2 separate regions of the Homo sapiens genome follow, and region 1 is linked to region 2. A link is a loop called in an ENCODE intact Hi-C map of the cell type or tissue named here. Cell type or tissue: dorsolateral prefrontal cortex. All regions are shown on one strand. Each heading gives the region's core, and the rest is flanking DNA. Links, peaks and the distances in the headings are about the cores only.

Evidence for each region. Peaks named below come from ENCODE experiments on the same cell type or tissue, not always from the same donor. Only the 100,000 strongest peaks of a DNase experiment are listed, where the experiment ranks them.
Region 1: a loop joins it to region 2, with 4 times the contacts of the local background. A loop is called at or near these places in 2 of 110 quality-filtered maps.

Annotation. Positions count from the first base shown.
Region 1 is chr15:23,520,607-23,530,764 of GRCh38, reverse strand. No RefSeq gene overlaps it. Among named protein-coding and RNA genes, the nearest start is that of MIR4508, 36 kb to the left of the region's middle. In dorsolateral prefrontal cortex, for the core only: no CTCF peak of the experiment used is centred there; no DNase peak of the experiment used is centred there; H3K27me3 peaks cover 1,098 bases.
Region 2 is chr15:23,438,722-23,448,879 of GRCh38, reverse strand. It overlaps GOLGA6L2 (golgin A6 family like 2), which reads left to right and starts at 1,637. Exons shown (of 8, transcript NM_001304388.2): 1 at 1,637-1,782; 2 at 3,442-3,570; 3 at 4,380-4,409; 4 at 4,668-4,718; 5 at 4,807-5,103; 6 at 6,372-6,430; 7 at 6,760-6,901; 8 at 7,198-9,842. The coding sequence starts at 1,699. The coding sequence ends at 9,135. In dorsolateral prefrontal cortex, for the core only: no CTCF peak of the experiment used is centred there; no DNase peak of the experiment used is centred there; H3K27me3 peaks cover 2,679 bases.

The DNA of each region.
Region 1 (10,158 bases), core at 3,608-7,607, 80 kb before region 2:
CCAGCACTTTGGGAGGCCGAGGCAGGCAGATCACAAGGTCAGGAGATCGAGACCACCCTGGCTAACATGGTGAAACCCCGTCTCTACTAAAAATAAAAAAAAATTAGCTGGGCGTGGTGGCGGGCGCCCGTAGTCCCAGCTACTCGAGAGGCTGAGGCGGGAGAATAGCGTGAACCCGGGAGGCGGAGCTTGCAGTGAGCCGAGATAGCGCCACTGCACTCCAGCCTGGGCAACAGAGCGAGACTCCCATCTCAAAAAAATAAACAAACAAACAAAAAAAAACTGCATGCCTTCTCAGTTCGTCAAAGGGCTCCACCATGAAGCCAGCAATCCAATTAAGAAACTTAAAAACCAGCAAATGAAAAATCGTGCAACTAGTGATTTTCTTCTGCCTGTCTGTGTATTTATATATTTGTGTTGTGTATGTGAACTTGTATATATAAGAGCTCTAATTATTTGGCTTAAAGAAAAATAAGTGCTTAAATGAAACATACCGGTCAGAAAAAATAGAAACTTGAATGACTTTAGGTCACATGACCCTAATAACCTTTGAAAAATAAAGACAGTTCAAAAGGTTATTGGTAAATAAAATAAACAATTCTTCGACATTTAGATGTTTGGTTTAAATTAGGCAGGTCAGGTACTGTTTGCTAGATGCTTTGAGGTCATGAACTGCTTTTATGAGTTTTAATAATTATTTGACTTGTCTATTTTATAGCCATTAGATTCTAGGTAAGACCTGGTGACATGTGGAGTCAGCCAGGTCCCTTGGGTAGGCTGGAAAGTGTCATTGCCTGTGGCTTGGTCCTTGTCCTGGGCTCTGCAATCTGATACATGGTTAAAATTGCTACTTACCAGATTTTTCACTAGAACTAAAAGTTGCTAAGAGTTAACATTTTAATATGTACTTAATATGTACTTGAGACTACTGAATAAATAGTTTTGCATGCAAGGTGTATAGGGAAAGTAGAATGTGTTTTTGGTAAAAGATTTTAAGAAGGCATGGAAATATGATTTTGTTAAAGGGGATATAATTTTGTCTGTTTCAGAGGTTTTTAAGGATGTCCTAACCTAAAATAGTAACAGGACTAAACCGAAGGTTTAAACAAGTTGTAAACAATTTGTTAAATTTTGATCTTGTAAAGGGAGTTCTGTAGATAAGAGGAAGTTGGCTATGATTTGAAGGGGATTAATTCATTCTTCTGGAAATTAAACATTAGAACAAAAGCACACTGATGCAGGGCCAGAATCTAGGTCCATGTGTCTGAATAGCATGGTTTTTTTTTTTAGAGAGTTGACCTGATGCTTAACAAAAAATTTTTAAGGGTTATATAAGGCTTATTGAAATCTTACATTATGGTTAAAGTAATTAAGATTGAATAGATTTGTTTATAAGGTTTTATTAAGAATCAGGTTTAATTAATGGAACACTGTTGCAAAGGTAAAATTTGGCTTCCTCTTTTGAGCAGGATTTTCATCTAATAGTAAAGGATAATGAAAGAGTTTTGTTCGCCTTTTGAATAAATGACAGAAGAAAAAAAGGGAAGGGAAAAAAAGACAGATTCAGTTGGCCTCACAGAGTTTGTATTGGGTTTTGTTTGGAAAGGTGATTCTGCCCTCTATCAATGGCTAAATATTTTCCCTCTAATTTATAATGACCTGGGTTTCTAATTTATAATATCAAGTGTTTAAACCTTTGATATTTGAAAAACTTTCCAAAGTTAAATTCTAAATTAAGCCTTTTTTGATCTGGTTAATCCTATTAGATACTAGGTTTTCTCAAGCCCAAAAGAGACATATGGGACTTATTTGGTATATTAAAATCACAAAGTAAACATTGTCAAATATAAAATAGTATTTAACTTTCTTTAGGATATATTCATGTAAGTGTGTTATTAGTATGTGTTCCAAAATTGTATAAGATTCATATAATTGTTATGTCTCAGTATATGTTATCAGTAATAATTATGATAGCTCTATTAAATTATGTGTGCCACAGAGATGACCAGATTTTAACTGTGACTGCTCTGAGATTTTTATCATCCATAACAGTTATTTTACTTTGATTCTTTTCAAAGGCAGCTTTATAATACAGATATAGGACTCTGACAGGCACTCTTGAATGCAAATTTCTCATAACTTTGGAAATTGTGACATTAAAATAGAAGAAATAAACTTCCAAGACTCCCATAGAGAGCCAATGTGTTCAGGAATATCACACAGAACAGGAGTTAATTACATAGACTGAACTAATAGAAGAGCGAAATAATCTTTTGTGACTTTTTGTTTAAAACATTTAGTGATTCTTTTTGTTTAAAACATTTAGTGATTCTTTTTGTTTTGCTTTTCAGTGTCTAAAAATCTTTCTCTTAAGCTATTTGCAGCTTTTAACAATTGGGTAAAATACACTTCCGTTAAGCAAAACTTGAGGGACATTTCTTTCTCTCTACCCTGATTTCCCCAGAATGTAAGAACTACTTGTAAGCATATTTAATTTATGGCAGTCTAGTTATTTGCCTAATCCAATAAGAATCTGTTTTCTTTTGTAACAGGACACAATTGGAGAAACTGGTTATTTACCAAGGCTTTGACTGGAATGGCATACTTTCAGATACAAACAGACTCTTTTAAAGAATCAAAGTTGACTTATAAAGCCAATAAAAGCTTCTTGGGAAATTTGGCCCCATACTTTGTCTAGGCAGTCCCTGCTCAGGGTTTCTGGCCTATGGTAAGTAAAGAATGTCACTTTCTGACAGAGCAAGGAGTCCCAAATTATCTTGGGACCACAAGCAGAGGAATTCACTCAATTCATACAAATATTTGCAGGCACAGATAAAGCCATGGCTGGGCTCAAAATGCTTTTAAAGTCTAATTTGAGATTCCTTATGGAATAAAGTTTCAGCAAAGCCAAATTTAAAAAGAACGTATGTGGCCAATAATCATTCTTGCTGCACTATTTGCAAATACTCAGGTCAAGCGTAATAAGACTAAAACTTATTTTGCAAATCAATTGTTCCTATTATGATTTGTCTTTAGTAAAAACTGGGACTGAACAGAGAATAATATGTTTCGGTTAAAAACTATAGTACACTTGGTAGACTCCAGTCTTGACCACTGTTTTTTTATTATTCTATGCAATTCGGCCTGAATCCTGAATTCTTTCTGGGATATAAGTCTCAAATTAACACTTTTAAATTTTTCTTCCGTTTTTCAGATTTTGACTAAATGAAATGACTATTACATTATTCCTTGTAATACAGGCAAGAAAAAATTGTCAGACTGCCACCACCTTCCCTCTCTATAACTGAAGATGCTTTGAGTCTGACATATGGATAAATTGTGCCTAACATTACACTTTGTCTTTCTTCTGTTTCCATAGAAATGTCTCTTATTAAAAATCTGTTTGCCTTCATTATATACAGAGGCCTCACCCATCTGCAATGTCACTTCCTAGATGGGATGCAACTACAAAACTAATCTACTCTCAAGAACTAGACAGGATTATGACTGCCTTCATGAGTATTCACAGTTCTTCCTGTAACCTGTTGAATATACACTTAGCCAATCTTTCATCACAACCAGTTACTATTAGAAATGGGGAGCATGCCTTATAATTAAGACTAACTTCTGTGTATACATCCCAGGCAATTTGGAAAATGTCTCAGATAGCCCTGCAAGATATGCACCAATAAAACAAAGCTATGCCTTATCCCACATTGTCACTTGACCAATGGTTAGTGTCCTGGTTCAGGTCAGGACCATCCTGGTGGAAAAAGCTGCTTGTAACATTGGCCCTGGTTGCAGTAGACATTTCCCTCTGTTGTGAAGTTTTCTGCTGTTGCACCCTCTGTAATAAGAATACACAACAGGCTTTCCCAGAGACCTTGCACCATAATGGTCCAAAAGTATCCTCTGTAAGTCCAGGTATTGTGAATATTTCCAACTCCAAAGAGATCAGTTTCATCCTGACACCCAATGAGTATACCCTCTTTCAGCAGGAAGTAGCCAGAATAAATATGACACAAAAATCCCACAGAAAAAAAAAATGGAACTTGGCAGTAGGAAATTGTAACCAAGTGCCCCCATTTTTCAAAGAGAGAGTTTAATTATCTTTCTCTCTTCTTTTCTCTTTCCTCATTTTCCCCAATTTCTATTTAGCCCTTTAGGATTACAAATATAGCATTTTACCTGCCCTTCACCAGACACTCCCTACAGAGCAAGTTCATCTAACTACATGCTTAGGAGATCCCAAAAGGAATTCTAACCCACCAGCAGGTTGCCTCGAGAGATAACAGTCAATTTACAACCCAAAGTATGCCTGCCCGTGAAGATGCCAGCAGTCACCAGCTTGACCACGCTGTAGATAAAACACTAAGCTAACATGCAGACCCCTCACCTGCTTGCTTTCCCACCACCCACATGCTGTTCATGTTAGGTACCCTTTCAATGTGCTCACATTCTTCTCCAAAAGTGAAGTGATACCCTAAAAGCAGGAAGCTGGAAATTTTTCCCCTAAGCTAGCTTTGGAATACAAAGTCACTTTCTTTATACCAAACTTCACTCTTATCAGTTGGGCTCTGCAAGTGGTGAGTGACTGAACCAGCATTTTGATTACACTGTAAAGAAATACCTGAGGCTGAGTAATTTACAAAGAAAATGAGGTTTATTTTGTCTCGCAGTTCTGCAGGCTGTACAGGAAACATGGTGCTGGCATCTGCTTCAGGTGAGGGTCTTAGGAAGCTTACAATCATGACAGAAGGTGAGGGAGAGCCAGCACGTCACACAGTGAGAGAGGCAGCAAGAGAGAGAAGAGGAACTCCCAGACTCTTGTAAACAACCAGATCTTGTGTGAAGTAACTGAGAAGGAACTCACTCATCATCAAGAGTATGATGCTAAGCCATTCATAAGGGATCCAATCCCATGACCCAAATGCCCCCCACTAGGCCCACCTCTAACATTGGTGGTCACATTTCAGCATGATATTTGGAGGGAACACAAATCCAAACCATACCAAGAGGTTGGGGAAGGATTCTAATACAACTACACAATTCTTCCCCATATCTCCTCAGTTGTCTTTTTTCCTACCTGATGCAGTGATTCCAAGACCAGGGGTGCAACTGCAGGTACTGGAAGCAGGCTGATTCCTAAGCAAGAAACTATACCTATACCTTTAAACTTTAGGCCAGAATTTCCAAAAGCCTGAAGGATGGACTGGCACAGTTGGGGTTGACAGTGAATGCTACCATGTTTCCTAGTGGTTAGAATAGCTCGTATTTTTATCTCTATGTAACCTCAGCCTGTATCAGTGGGACTGAGCTGAGAGCAAGGCACTTGGTAGAATAGTATTGCTAGCAGTACTGTAGACCAAGACAGTGGTTGAGCACATTATCCCTCTAAAAGGTGGAGAGTTTGAGTAAAAATAAATGTCAAATGGAGAGAAGGAGAAATAATAGCTGAGGGTAAAAGACTAAATAAGTGGATTATGCAATGAGAGAAGCCTAATGTTGTATTAATACCTCAAGAGAGGCTCAGAGCAAGAGAATGATATTATCTCCTAGCACAATTATACCAGATGCCCAGAAGGGTGAAGCAATGTGTTTTCCAAGACCACCCCTGCTTTTGAAACCTGACAAAGTTGAATGGCAGCCTGCAAACCTGAGTGGCATCCCTCTAGGAAACATTCTGGTCACACTGTGTGATGAAATGGACTGACTGTTAATGACTAATTGGGCTTGAAATTGAGTTAATAATTGATCATCCCTATGTGATGATGCATCCAGCAAAAAAAAAAAAAAAATAGAAAAATCCCTAACGTATGGGGCTTGGGGAGCTTCCGGGCTAATGAATAGAAACATTTCCACGTGTCAGGAGAGTGGCACACCCCAATTCCATGAGGCCAGAAGCTCCTGCATTTGGGACCTTTCTAGACCTCACCCTATGTATCTCTTTATGTGGCTATTCATCTGTATCTTTTGAAATGCCCTTTGTAATAAGTTAGCAATAATAAGTAAACTGTTTTCCTAGCTTTTGTGAGTTTGCTAGAGAATTTCGTGGTGTATGGGGAGAGATCCCCACATATCTGATATCAGAAGTTATCTGTGTTGAGGATATAGTAGTAGAAAACAGTTTTGTTTTGTTTTGTTTTGTTTTTGGAGATGGAGTCTTGCTCTGTCGCCCAGGCTGGAGTGCAGTGGTGCGATCTTGGCTCACTGCAAGCTCCACCTCCCGGTTTCACTCCATTCTCCTGCTTCAGCCTCCCAAGTACCTGGTACTACAGGCACCCGCCACAACGCCCGGCTAATTTTTTGTATTTTTAGTAGAGATGGGGTTTCACCGTGTTAGCCAGGGTGGTCTCGATCCCCTGACCTCATGATCCACCCGCCTCGGCCTCCCAAAGGGCTGGGATTACAGTGATGAGCCACCGTGCCCAGGCAGAACACAATTTTTTAAAAAAAGATTGTACAATCCAAATGGAACAAACTTGCTTCTTATGCATTTCCTGTCAATAATGTCAAAATTGATAACTCTTTTTGTAAAAATCTATGAAACTTATTAGAAAGGATAAAGAATAAAAACTACAGTAACCACAGATATAAAAATGTAAATTGTAATATTCATTCATGAAAATGCAATATTCATTCATATTCAACATGAAATTTGCCTAAGTACACTAATAAATGCAATTTCAAACCTAAAGCTAAAATGCAACTTTAACACCTAAAAGCTTATATTCCAAAAGGCCTTGCTTGCTATCTTGCAGTCCCTATGTAGCCTCTCAATCTCTCAATTACTTTTTTGCAACGAATGAAAAATTGGTAGAAGTCTATGGTCTCTAGAAGCTATAGTTGATGCGGGGCTGAAATGCCTTAAGGAGATACTTTGTTTAATCTTGGACAATAAAGGCAGGTGTTTATCTTGCATCATAGTTCAGCCATATTCTGTAGTTCAAGCTATGTGTCTAAAAGGCATCATTCATTTTTGATATTTGACTTCTGACAGCTTTCAAGTTCCATAGCTCACGCTTCCATTTCTACCTCACATATAGACAATATGATAAGAAAATGTGGGTACTCCATCCTTTGGTGCAGGAGCAGGAAATTAAAACCATGCAATGGAATGCTCATCCCAGCCACACTCCTAACTACCTTCAAAACCACAAGTCCATTTTCTTTTTTCATTCTCTTAAGCCATTTTTGGACCTGCTTTGGAGCTGCCTTGCTTTCCCCGGAAATCTTCATTATGTGAGCAGTAAACATATTTATACCCTCTTGAGTTGTGTGTGAGTCTTATCAATTCGGATATCTAAACCCAGTTTTGGGTGAGAGGTTCATCCTGTGTCATCGAGTTAGCTAGGACAGAATATCTATGTTATATAGTGGGGTTTTCATTTGTTTGATTGTTTTTAATCTTCACTCAATTTTGAGGTTCTTGCTAGAGGCTGGTCAGTTCCTCTTCTTAAACAGCTCAGTAAGTCCGTACCCCAACCACTTTCCTTATTAGAATCTCACCCTCTGGGCCATCATGCATCAGCCTTAAGTGCACCGGATTCAGGTACCAGACATCTAGGGACAGCTCCTATACCCTGGGGCCTAAAAGAGTATTCAAATTAGACAATCCATGAGGAGTTCACAAAACCTAGCTAACCCCACCCTATTTGCCATATGTAAGTTTCCCCCTACAGTTCCATGTTGCTATTACCTTACCCTGTCTTCTGATGCAATCCCCTGTTTCACCCTACCTGGCAATCTCCTCTCCTTTGGAGCTGTATATAACAAAAACTTCTACTTCTCTTCTATTTGAGTGTTATTGTGTTGTGTCCTGCCATCAAAATAATTGTTTAATCTTAAAAAGCAGTTGGCATCTCAAACAGGATGGCCATGACCACGGAATCTTGCATGGCTGCAGGGAGGGACTTCACTTGGCTTGTGAATCAATTCCAGTCCACCATAAAAGAGGCTTGGTACAGAACTTCCACCTATGGCAAGCTTGTGCTTTAGCCTTGTTGCTTGTTTCTGTGCTTTCTGGTGTTTGCCACATTGTTCTTTGCCCAAGTTTTCTAGTTGTTACAATATTAATAATGAACTTTACTAATTGGTTAAACTTTGGGGGCTAGATACCGGCTCAGTTGGTGACGCACCCTAGGGCAATCAGAATGACAGGCTGGGTGTGGTGGCTTACGCCTGTAATCCCAGAACTTTGGGAGGCTGAGCTGGGCAGATCACGAGGTCAGGAGATCGAGACCATCCTGGATAACACGGTGAAACCCCACCTCTACAAAAAATACAAAAAATTAGCCGGGCATGGTGGCGGGTGACTGTAGTCCCAGCTACTCGGGAGGCTGAGGCAGGAGAATGGCGTGAACCCAGGAGGCGGAGCTTGCAGTGAGCCCAGATCGCACCTCTCTGCACTCCAGCCTGGGCAACAGAGCAAGACTCTGTCTAAAAAAAAAAATGACAGGCCACTGAAGCCACAGTTTCCAGGGCTGGGCATTCTGGTATGTTTCTGGTCACAGCCTGTGTTTGGCAAAGACCTATTTCAGGGGTCAGTATTTCTTAGTTATTTATATGGATTAAATGTGTCCTCTAAAAAACAATGTGAAGGAAGCTTAATTCTAAATGCAAAAGTTTTGGGAAGTGGGGCTTAATGGGAAGTGTTTAGGTCATAAGGGTTCCACCCTTATGAATGGGTTAATGTGGATTATAAAAGAGCTTGAGGCTATGAGTTTGATCTCTCTCACCATGTGATACCTTTCTTTATGTTATGATTCAGCCAGAAGGCCCTTACCAGATGCCAGCCCCCTGAACTTTCTGGCCTCCAGAACTATGAATCAAACAAATTTCAATTGTTTATAAATCACTCAGTTTGTAGTATTCTGACATAGCAGCACAAAATGGAATAAGACAAAAATTTCATACCAATAAATGGGAGTGTTGATATAACAAACACCTGAAAATGTGGAAGTGGCTTTGGAACTGCATAATGGGCAGAGGCTGAAAGAATTTGGAGAAATAGGCTAGAAAAAGACTGTATCACTGTGAACAGAGCATTAGGGACCCATTCTGTTGAGGGCTCAGAAAAAGAGAACTGCAGGGAAAATCTGGAATTTTTTGTTTTGTTTTTTTTTTTTTTTTGAGACAGAGTCTCACTCTGTCACCCAGGCTGGAGTGCAGTGGTACGATCTGGGCTCACTGCAACCGCTGCCTCCCAGGTTCCAGGGATTCTCCTGCCTCAGCATCCCAAGTAGCTGGATCACAGGCACATGCCACCACAACTGGCGACTTTTTTATTATTAGTGGAGATGGGGTTTCACCACATTGGCCAGGCTGGTCTCAAACTCCTGACCTCAGGTGATCTGCCCACCTTGGCCTCACAAAGTGCTGGGATTACAGGCATGGGCCACTGCGCCCAGCCAAAATCTAGAATTTCTTAGGTATCACTTAAGTGGTAATAATTAGAATGCTGGTCAAAATATAAACAGTAAAAGCTATTCTGACAAAATACTAGATGGAACTGAGGAACAAGGCATTGGAAGCTGGAGTTAAAGGCCATTCTTGTTAAATGGTTGCAAAGAACTTGTCATAATTTTGTTCATGTCCTAGGACTTTCTGGAAGGCAGAACTTTAGAGCAATAGGATTTCTGGCAAGGTAGGACCTTGAGGGCTACATTTTCAAAAAGAGGCATATACAAGATCTCAGAACTGGCTACCCCGGGCTACCTCAAGACTCTGTTCCCCACATTCTGGGGCAGCACTCTTTGGTCACCCCAGCCTTGGCTCAAGTGGGCTCAAGTGCTGCTTAACTTACTGCTTCCGAAAGTAGAAGCAGTAAACTCTGCAGCGTGCACATGGTGCTAATTCTAGAGGTGTGCAGCGTGCACATGGTGCTAATTCTAGAGGTGTGCAGCGTGCACATGGTGCTAATTCTAGAGGTGTGCAGCGTGCACATGGTGCTAATTCTAGAGGTGTGCAGCGTGCACATGGTGCTAATTCTAGAGGTGTGCAGCGTGCACATGGTGCTAATTCTAGAGGTGTGCAGCGTGCAAGAGCTGTGGCTCCCTGGTAGCCTCCAGGTCCTACCTTGCCTCTAAGATTCTTCTGAACTACCTTCAAGTTCATTTTCCAATTGCTTGATGACTAGAACCTGGCTTTCTTTTATCC
Region 2 (10,158 bases), core at 1,540-5,539:
TTCAGTACCTATTCATAAATCCTAAAACCTATCTAACAGAGAGGAAGCAACATGCCCAGTTAAACACTCCCATAGCTGAGAATAATGACACAACTTATTTGCAGCCAAAAGATGAAAACTGCAGGCCAGATGCAGTGGCTCATACCTCTAATCCCAGCACTTTGGGAGGCAGAGGCAGGCAGATCACGAGGTCTGGAGTTCGAGAACATCCTGGCCAACATGGTGAAACCCTGTCTCTACTAAAAATACAATAAATGAGCCAGGCGTGGTGGCACATGCCTGTAGTCCCAGCTACTCGGGAGGCTGAGGCAGGAGAATTGCTTGAACCGTGGAGAAGGAGGTTGTTACAGTGAGCCGAGATCGTGCCACTGCACTCCAGCCTGGCAACAGAGCAAGACTGCGTTTCAAAAAAACAAAACAAAACAAAAAAACAGATGAAAATTGAATATCAGTATAATCTTAAAACTTTTGAGAAATCTATGTTTTTCAGCTAAAAAGAGACAGACTCAGCCTTTTGACCTTTCCTCTTTCCCTCCCTGGAAGGCAATCCAAGGCCTGGAAAAACAACAGCCACATTGTAACCACAAAAATAAAAACATGGCTAAGGAAGTATCAGGAAACGGAAAAGAACCCTGGACTGCCTTCCTCTGCACGTTTTAAGTGACAAAAATGAAATCTATATTTCTTTTTTTTTTTTTTGAGACAGAGTCTCGCTCTGCCACCCAGGCTGGAGTGCAGTGGCATGATCTCGGCTCACTGCAACCTCTGCCTCCTGGGTTCAAGCGATTCTTCTGCCTCAGCCTCCAGAGTAGCTGGGACTACAGATGCACGCCACCATGCCCAGCTAATTTTTGTATTTTTAGTAGAGATGGGGTTTCACCATATTGGCCAGGCTGGTCTTGAACTCCTGGCCTCGTGATCCGTCCGCCTCGGCCTCCCAAAGTGCTGGGATTATAGGCATGAGCCACCGCGCCCGGCCATGAAATCTATATTTCTTTAAGTCACTGAATCAGATTTATTTTTTCTGTGACTACATGTAGCCCTAAATGATGCATTAAATACTAAAATAAATACTAAAATACATACTAAAATTTTGGTCTTGAACTCCTGACCTCAGGTGATCCACCCGCCTCAGCCTCCCAAAATGCTGGGATTACAGGCATGAGCCACTGCACCCAGCTCAAAAGCTTTGTGTTTTTAAAGATATCAGACATGTTTCTTGTTTTTTTTTTTTCAAAAAAACTTAACAATAATGTAGGAGAATAAGAGAAACTTTTTCCAAAAAAGAGAAATCACTGTGATTATCTTACTGGAATGTTGGATAATATAGTCTGCTTTATTAATCATCAAGCATGCTGTAAATTTTCCATTTTAATAGGATTTGTATCTCAATTAAGGTGATAAAGGTTTAAAGTTTTTAAAGTGAAAGCCAGCCCCGCCCCTCTCCTGGAGTGGGCGGGGACAGCAGTTGCATGGGCGGCTTTCCTTGTGACATCACAGGTCCTTCATGACACGTGGCTGCCTGGCCCCGCCTCCTTTCCCTTTCATCTTTCTCACTGACCAATGGGCTTGAAGCATTAAGGCCACGCCCCTATTCTGCATTCTAGTGCAGCCCTGGTTACACCTCCTCTGGCTCAGTCACATAGCTGCGTGGTACGTGACTGGAGGTGTATCCTTGTCCTCGTCTGAATCACGCTGATGTGGCCCCAACCCCACCTCCCTCCCCACCCCATGATGTCAGAAAAAACCAGACAGAACAAATTGGCTGAGGCCAAGAAAAAGGTAAAACTCACTGGGTTGCGGCACCCCAACCCCAACCCAGCCCCAGGCCCCCTCCCATGGCAGAACATCTGCCAGAGTCCATGCCATTCCAGAGGCACACTGGGCTGGGTCCCCCCCAGTGCCGCTGGGCTCCCCCAATCAAAATCTTCTCAGCCAGCCCCACCCCCTCAGCAGTCCTGCCCCGGCCCTTGCCAGTGACCCCAGGGTGACTGAGCCGGTGAACCCTGGGGCTCTCCACTCCGTACTCCGCCCTCACCTCCTATTACCCCAAAACTGACCTCCCTGGGCCCTTTGGGATTGTGTCTCCAAGGACCTGTGTGTCCCAGCACCTGCCCTCACCAGTCGCCCCAGGGTGACTTTGGGCAGGTGACTCCTGGGGCTCCCCGCTCCATACTTGGCCCTCACCTCCCGTCGCCCCAAGCCCTACCTCCCTGGGCTCTTTGGGCTCACGTCTCCAAGGACCTGGGTCCCAACCCTGCGAACCCCTCCCCAACCTCAAAGAGGCAACTTGGGCATAGCACTGATGTGTCCCTGGCCCTCCACCACCCCACAGAGGAGTGAAATGTAGTGGTGTCACAGTCCCTCTAGGAACTGTCATTACTGCTGCAAGACTGGCCTTTGATCTTAGGACCCGTCCCCTAAGTGTTCTCACCCTGTTTCTGCTTCCTCTGGTTGCATCACAGATTTCCAGCTGGAAGGGGAGTAGGGACCATGTGACCTAGCAGCGAGAAGTTTCAGGCTGCCTTACTCCCTTAACACAGACATTGACAGTTTGAAAAGCCTACACCTCCCCCTGTGAACTCAAAATGTTGACATTGTCTCTTGGTGGAAATGGGAGAACGGGTTTGGTTTGGTTTTCTCCCAGGCTTCTACTCTCCAGAGAGACTTTAACAGTTTTCTCTAAGTTCTCCACCTCATATTTGAATTCTCCATGGTTCTGGGACCAGATTGCCCATCAGTCAGTGATCTCTGAAGTGAGATTTGCTCATCTTCTGTGGAATAGATCTTGGGAAACTGAACTTGACAACTTGAATCTTCCTCATCGCATCTCAACCTGGGGTACTTTGAGTGCCACAGGATACATATGGGGCATCTTTCTGAAGCATCAGTTTCCCTTGATTCTCTTGAGAGAGACAAAACATTAATGTTCTTACGGATGACAGTCACACGGATTTCTAAAAGTATACCAGACTTCTCACTGAAATGAATCTTGGGTTGTCCTCTTTCTGTTAAATTCCCAGATTTAACAGAAAAGCTGCCTTCTGCCCTGAGGATACATTGATGTAAAAGTCTGAGAGGTAGTGGTGCACTTCTTCACACTAACAGATGTGTGAGGATGTACGACTCTAAACCAAACAGTGTACACTTTCCTGTCTACTTTTTACTTTTCTACCTCTGCCTCTGGTTTTGGCCCCTGGCAGCTGCGATTTGTGGCAAAACCCCAGAGCTCAGAATCAGAAGACTGAGTTTAAGTTCCATTATTGCCTTTTTTTTAGCCATGGTATCAATCCCTCTCAGTCACTAAGTGATTGCGACAACACCTCGTACGGTCGTTGGTGGCATTAAATCAGATCGTCTATGAGAGTATTTTGTATAAACTGTAAAGTGACTGTAGGAGCTTGTAGTTCTCATGAGTATCACTGCTCCTCTTTTCCACAGTTTACAGACTATCGTCAGTGGAACATTGCTGGTGTTGGTACCAGAGCAACTGACACCAAAAAGAAGAAAATAAATAATGGCACTAACCCTGAGACAACCACTTCGGAGGGTTGCCATTCACCTGAGGATGTGGGTCTTGGCTGGCCGGTCTCCTGAGGACAAGGGGCACAAGGGGAGGTCGAGGGTAACTGTTAAGATTGTGGAAGGAAGAACTGCCGGGTACTGGCTAAGAATTCTGGGTTTGAGTCCTACTTCTCTCTCCATCTGCGAGGGACACGGTTTAGGGAAAATTGCTTGAGCTCTTTGGGCCTCTCTTTTCACATCTGTAAAATGGGGATGGTAATGTTTTACTTACATGTGTGAAGCTTAAATCAGATTTGTTGCTGTTGTTTTTGTGTTAATCCCTAGTCCAGGGCCTGCTGTAAGCTCCCCTCCTCTTTGGGCTTCCGTTTCCTGAGGAGGTAGAGTTAGAGTATCAGAGGTTCTGTTTGCTCTGAGAGTCTGAGATTTAAAGATTCACTAGAATGGAAACCTTGGGGCCAAGGGCTCCTGTCTGCCTTTTCCGTCCTATATCCCAGCAGTGAAGAACCGTCCCCGGCCCCTATGTGCTTGCTCAATGCTTGTTGAATGAATGCACCTTTCTAAATCACAAGCTAGCAGAAGGGTGGGCTTTTCTCACACTCCATCTCTGAAGGTTTATGTTACTGTCTTTTTGAGATAATCTAGTTTCAGACTTTCAGTTCCGTGGCTGAGGGCAAAAACCAACAAAGACCCAAATCTCTTCTTTGGGAGTTGAGAGTTTACCACTTCATGTTCCCATTGGGTCTGAGAACGTTGCCCTTTAAAATCCATTCCTGACCCCTGCGTACCGCTTCCTGGCCTGGGGAATAGAGTCCAGGGGGCCACCCTCAGTCACCTTCCTTTGACTCTCCCCACAGACACAACAGAACCGAGCGCAGCTGAAAGAAGTAACGTGATTTGTTTGCTCACGACATGACTGCTGGGTTTGGAGGGCACTCAGATGTAGAGGCCCGTCTCATCTCGCCTACTCCCAGCTTGGGGAAGAAGGCTCACCGCCAAGATTCCACCCCATCCCCACAGGGTCCCTGATAACCTGGTCCCATGGGTGCGCCTGTCCTGGGGCATTGGTGCCATTCTGGGGGCATGTCTCTTGCTGTGGATCTCTGCCTCCCCCTAGTAAGAGCTCTGTCTTCCTCTTTCTATAGGAAAAGAAGGCAAGCCACCAACATCAGGAAGCCCTAAGGCGGGAGATAGAGGTGAGTGGAGGGTGTGAAGTTCCCTCCTGTCCTCTGGAGAAGGTTTTTTTGCTTCTCTTTCAGCACTTGCTTGTCTTTTCTCCCAAAGGCCCAGGATCATACAATACGAATTCTCACGTGTCAGAAAACTGAACTGGAGACAGCGCTCTATTACAGCCAGGATGCTGCCAGGAAATTTGAAGATGGGAACCTGGGCACCCCATCATCCTTCAACCTGGCACTTTCACAGGCCTTTAGGGGGAGTCCTTTGGGCTGTGTCTCAACCTCTCTCATTCCAGGAGAGTCCAAGGATCTCGCCGGCCGCTTGCATCATTCCTGGCACTTTGCAGGAGAGTTACAGCGGGCTCTCTCTGCTGTGTCCACATGGCACAAGAAGGCAGACAGGGTAAGTCCAATCACCTCCCCAGTCTCCTGGGATCCCAGCTTCGCAGATGGAGGAATGAGCCTAAAGGTCCCTCCTGCAGGATGCAGTGTCCTGCCCAGAAGATAGTATGGGTCATTTCTTGCTGCTTTTGTGTGTGGTTATTAGAGGCAGGTTGGGGCTGAGTCAGCTGCTGTGGGTGAGTTGGGGGGCACTGTGGGGAGCGAGCACTGGACACAGAGCTCCAAGGCCAAGAGCCTGCCCTGCCCATACTTGGCTGTGGCCTTGACCAAGTCCTAGGCAGGGGTTAAGGTATTTGTACCATGAAGGTACAGAAGAGTATCTTTAGTATGTTACCATTTGTGTAGAGAGAGGGAACACACATAAGTGTGCATGTGCGTGTGTGTGTGTGTGTGTGTGTGTACGTATTATGGTAACATACATAAAAACATATTTGTAAGGATTCATAAAAAACTCAGGAGACAGGAACAGTGTGTGTGGGGTAGATATTTCCCTTCTCTACCTTCTGAGTTTTGGACTATGCCAATGTATCGTTCTTTCAAAAAGTCAACAAAGGATTAATTTCCTCCTTCTTATCTGTGCCCCTACCCCCAGGGAAAGAATGGGCTTAGAGAATCAGATACACCTGGGTGTTGAAATCCCAGCTCTGTCAAAGTGATCTTAGGCAACCATTTAACTTTTAATACCCCATGTTTTGCATCTATACAATAGAGGTAATAATGGTAACCGTCTCCTATGGAGGTTGTGAGGATTAAATGGGATTGTTAGCATAGTGCCTGGTGAAGCACTCAAGAAAGGTTCCAACAGTGGCAGTAATAACAGTAATAGCAATAGCAATATTATCTGATCTCTCTGGGCCCCTGTTAGCCAGCTATCAATTCAGTCTCTTTCCCTGTCCCTTCTACCCTTACTGAGTTCTCTGAAAAACAAGTGAGAGCCAGGTGTGGTAGCGCATGCCTGTAATCCCAGCTACTTAGGAGGCTGAGGCAGAATTGCTTGAACCCGGGAGGCAGAGGTTGTCATGGGGCGAGATTGCGCCATTGCACTCCAGCCTGGGCAACAAGAGCAAAACTCCATCTCTAAAAGAAGAAAAGGAGAAAAAAAAAAAGAAAAAAAAATGAGACCATGGGCTTGGAATTGCCTTGAGAACATGTCGGGTGTGATGGAGAGTGAGGGAGTGTTACTGTGGAGTATCAGTGTAGCTGTTGTTCCTGGTCGGCCAGCTGCTCTTCTGCCTGCTCTGTCCTGACTTAACCTTTCTCTATTTGCAGTACATCGAGGAGTTAACAAAGGAGAGGGACGCCCTGAGTCTGGAACTGTACAGGAACACGTAGGATGGGGGAAGGTGGGATGGGAGGTCTGGGGGCCCTTAGCGTGGGTGGTGTGCTGGGAGGTGGGGGGTACAGGTGAGCATGGTAGGGGGTCATACAGGTTTACATGTGTGCACAGGGAAGCTCTAGTGCCGGCTGTGCCACTGACTCATGGGGTAGCCTCAGGCAACTCATGTCTTCTCTCTGGCCTGCCACCTGGGACTTTTAATTCCTGGGGTCCCTTCCAGTGCCACGGTTCTGTGCTTGTGGGGCGAGAGTAGAGGGTTGATCACCAAAGCAGTCCTTTCTGTTCTTCGTTCATTCCTTTCTCTACTGCCTCGGGCCATAGCATAACCAATGAGGAGCTGAAGAAGAAAAATGCCGAACTACAAGAAAAACTTCGACTTGCAGAATCTGAAAAGTCTGAGATCCAGCTCAACGTGAAGGAGCTAAAAAGGAAACTGGAGAGGGCCAAGTTCCTGCTGCCACAGGTGAGCGGCTGCAGCCCCAGGGGTTGTGGGAGACCCATCCAGCTAGGACCATGGTCTAGGGATCATGCAAGGTATGGGGAGGGTCCAGCCAAGAGCTGGAAAATTTGGGTCCTTGTTCTGGTCCCACCATAGAATCCTCTAGAGTGTGCTAAAAATCTACAAATTTGGGGCCCTGCCTGGGAAATCAGAACCTCAGTGTTAAGGCTTAAAAATTTTTTTTAAAGAATCATAGATGAAAACTGTTATTTTATAGATTACATTTATATAGCTAGTTCATAAGTCTATTTCCTTTTGAGGTTCAAACCAACACTTTGCAGGAGGAGATGTGGAGGCAGGAGGAGGAGCTACGGGAGCAGGAAAAGAAGATACGGAAGCAGGAGGAGAAGATGTGGAGACAGGAGGAGAGACTGCGGGAGCAGGAGGGGAAGATGCGGGAGCAGGAGGAGAAGATGCGGAGACAGGAGAAGAGGCTGCGAGAGCAGGAGAAGGAGCTGCGGGAGCAGGAGAAGGAGCTGCGGGAGCAGAAGAAGCTGCGGGAGCAGGAGGAGCAGATGCAGGAGCAGGAGGAGAAGATGTGGGAGCAGGAGGAGAAGATGCGGGAGCAGGAAGAGAAGATGTGGAGACAGGAGGAGAGGCTGTGGGAGCAGGAGAAGCAGATGCGGGAGCAGGAGCAGAAGATGCGGGACCAAGAGGAGAGGATGTGGGAGCAGGACGAGAGGCTACGGGAGAAGGAGGAGAGGATGCGGGAGCAGGAGAAGATGTGGGAGCAGGTGGAGAAGATGCGGGAGGAGAAGAAGATGCAGGAGCAGGAGAAGAAGACGCGGGACCAGGAGGAGAAGATGCAAGAGGAGGAGAGGATACGGGAGCGGGAGAAGAAGATGCGGGAAGAGGAGGAGACGATGCGGGAGCAGGAGGAGAAGATGCAGAAGCAGGAGGAGAATATGTGGGAGCAGGAAGAGAAGGAGTGGCAGCAGCAGAGGCTGCCGGAACAGAAGGAGAAGCTGTGGGAACAGGAGAAGATGCAGGAGCAGGAGGAGAAGATATGGGAGCAGGAGGAGAAGATACGGGACCAGGAGGAGATGTGGGGGCAGGAGAAGAAGATGTGGCGGCAGGAGAAGATGCGGGAGCAGGAAGATGTGGAGACAGGAGGAGAGGCTGCAGGAGCAGGAGAAGCAGATGTGGGAGCAGGAGGAGAAGATGCGGGATCAGGAGCAGAAGATGTGGGACCAGGAGGAGAGGATGTGGGAGCAGGACGAGAGGCTGCGGGAGAAGGAGGAGAGAATGCGGGAGCAGAAGAAGATGTGGCAGCAGGAGGAGAAGATGCGGGAGGAGAAGAAGACGCAGGAGCAGGAGAAGAAGACATGGGACCAGGAGGAGAAGATGCGAGAGGAGGAGAGGATGCGGGAGCGGGAGAAGAAGATGCGGGAGGAGGAGGAGATGATGCGGGAGCAGGAGGAGAAGATGCAGGAGCAGGAAGAGAAGATGCGGGAGCAGGAGGAGAAGATGTGGGAGCAGGAAGAGAAGATGCAGGAGCAGGAGGAGAAGATGTGGGAGCAGGAGGAGAAGATGTGGGAGCAGGAAGAAGAAGATGTGGGAGCAGCAGAGGCTGCCGGAACAGAAGGAGAAGCTGTGGGAACACGAGAAGATGCAGGAGCAGGAGATCAGGAGCAGAAGATGTGGGACCAGAAGGAGAGGATGTGGGAGCAGGACGAGAGGCTGCGGGAGAAGGAGGAGAGAATGCGGGAGCAGAAGATGTGGCAGCAGGTGGAGAAGATGCGGGAGAAGAAGAAGACGCAGGAGGAGAAGATGCAGGAGCAGCAAGAGAAGATGCAGGAGCAGGAGGAGATGATGTGGGAGCAGGAAGAGAAGATGCAGGAGCAGGAGGAGAAGATGTGGGAGCAGGAGGAGAAGATGCGGGAGCAGGAGGAGAAGATGCGGGAGCAGGAGGAGAAGATGCAGGGCCAGGAGGAGAAGATGCGGGAGCAGGAGGAGAAGATGCAGGGCCAGGAGGAGAAGATGCGGGAGCAGGAGGAGAAGATGCGGGGCCAGGAGGAGAAGATGTGGGGCCAGGAGGAGAAGATGTGGGGGCAGGAGGAGAAGATGTGGGGGCAGGAGGAGATGCGAGAGAAGGAGGAGAGGATACGAGATCAGAAAGAGAAGATGCAGGAGAGGCTGCCAGAGCACGAGGAGCGGTGCTCAGAGCCCTGCCTCCCTCCCTCCAAAGTTCTTTGTAATATGAGCCACACTGGCAGTGTGGAGCCTGCAGGAGGAGAGGCTGGGGAGGGTTCTCCGCAGGACAACCCCACTGCACAGGAGATCATGCAGCTGTTTTGTGGGATGAAGAACGCCCAGCAGTGCCCAGGATTAGGCAGTACCTCCTGCATCCCATTCTTCTACCGAGGAGACAAGAGAAAGATGAAGATCATCAATATCTAAAAGTTGGCACTGTCAACAAGGCCTACAGAAGCATAAGCCGCCATGTCACTGTGTGAATATAGTCTGAGCACAAACTTGAAAAAAAAAAAAAAAAAGAAAAGAAAATTTACTTTAAATTGTGGTAAAATACTAGCCAGGCCTTGTGGCCGAAACCTACAACCGCAGCACTTTGGGAGACCTAGAGGGGGTGGATCACCTGAGGTCAGGAGTTCAAGACCAGCCTGGCCAACATGATGAAACCCCGTCTCTACTAAAAATACAAGTTAGCCGGGCGTGGTTGTGCACGCCTGTAATCACAGCTACTCAGGAGGCTGCAGTGAGCCAAGATCACACCACCGCATTCCAGCCTGGATGACAGAGCGAGATTCCATCTCAAAAAAAAAAAAAAAGTTTCTACCTGAGGACTCTGATATCTATGTATGTTTCTATTGTTTTTCTTCTTGGTCTTTCTCATTTAGTCTTGTTTTGTTTTATGGCATTCCTAGTAAACTTTTATGTGCCTCCAGAGAGTATTGACTTTGACTTTATGGCACACAATTGGAGTAAGAGCAGATTGCCTTCATCTAGTTTGGGACTAAGCTAGTTCAAAGCAGGTTTTAGTTTGTGACGGCTGGTCTATTTTTTATTCATTTGGACTCCTAGGGGTGGCCCTTCCAGAGTTGCCACCAAGGTCCCATCTCCTTCCTGGGACCCAAATTCTCATTCAGCCCTGTGAGAGTGCCAAACATTCAGCTAGGCTTTCCAGCCTGTTAACTACCACTTCATAATACTCAGTTTCTTAGCCTCTTAGCCCTCTACTGTTGACCAATCACCAAATGTGG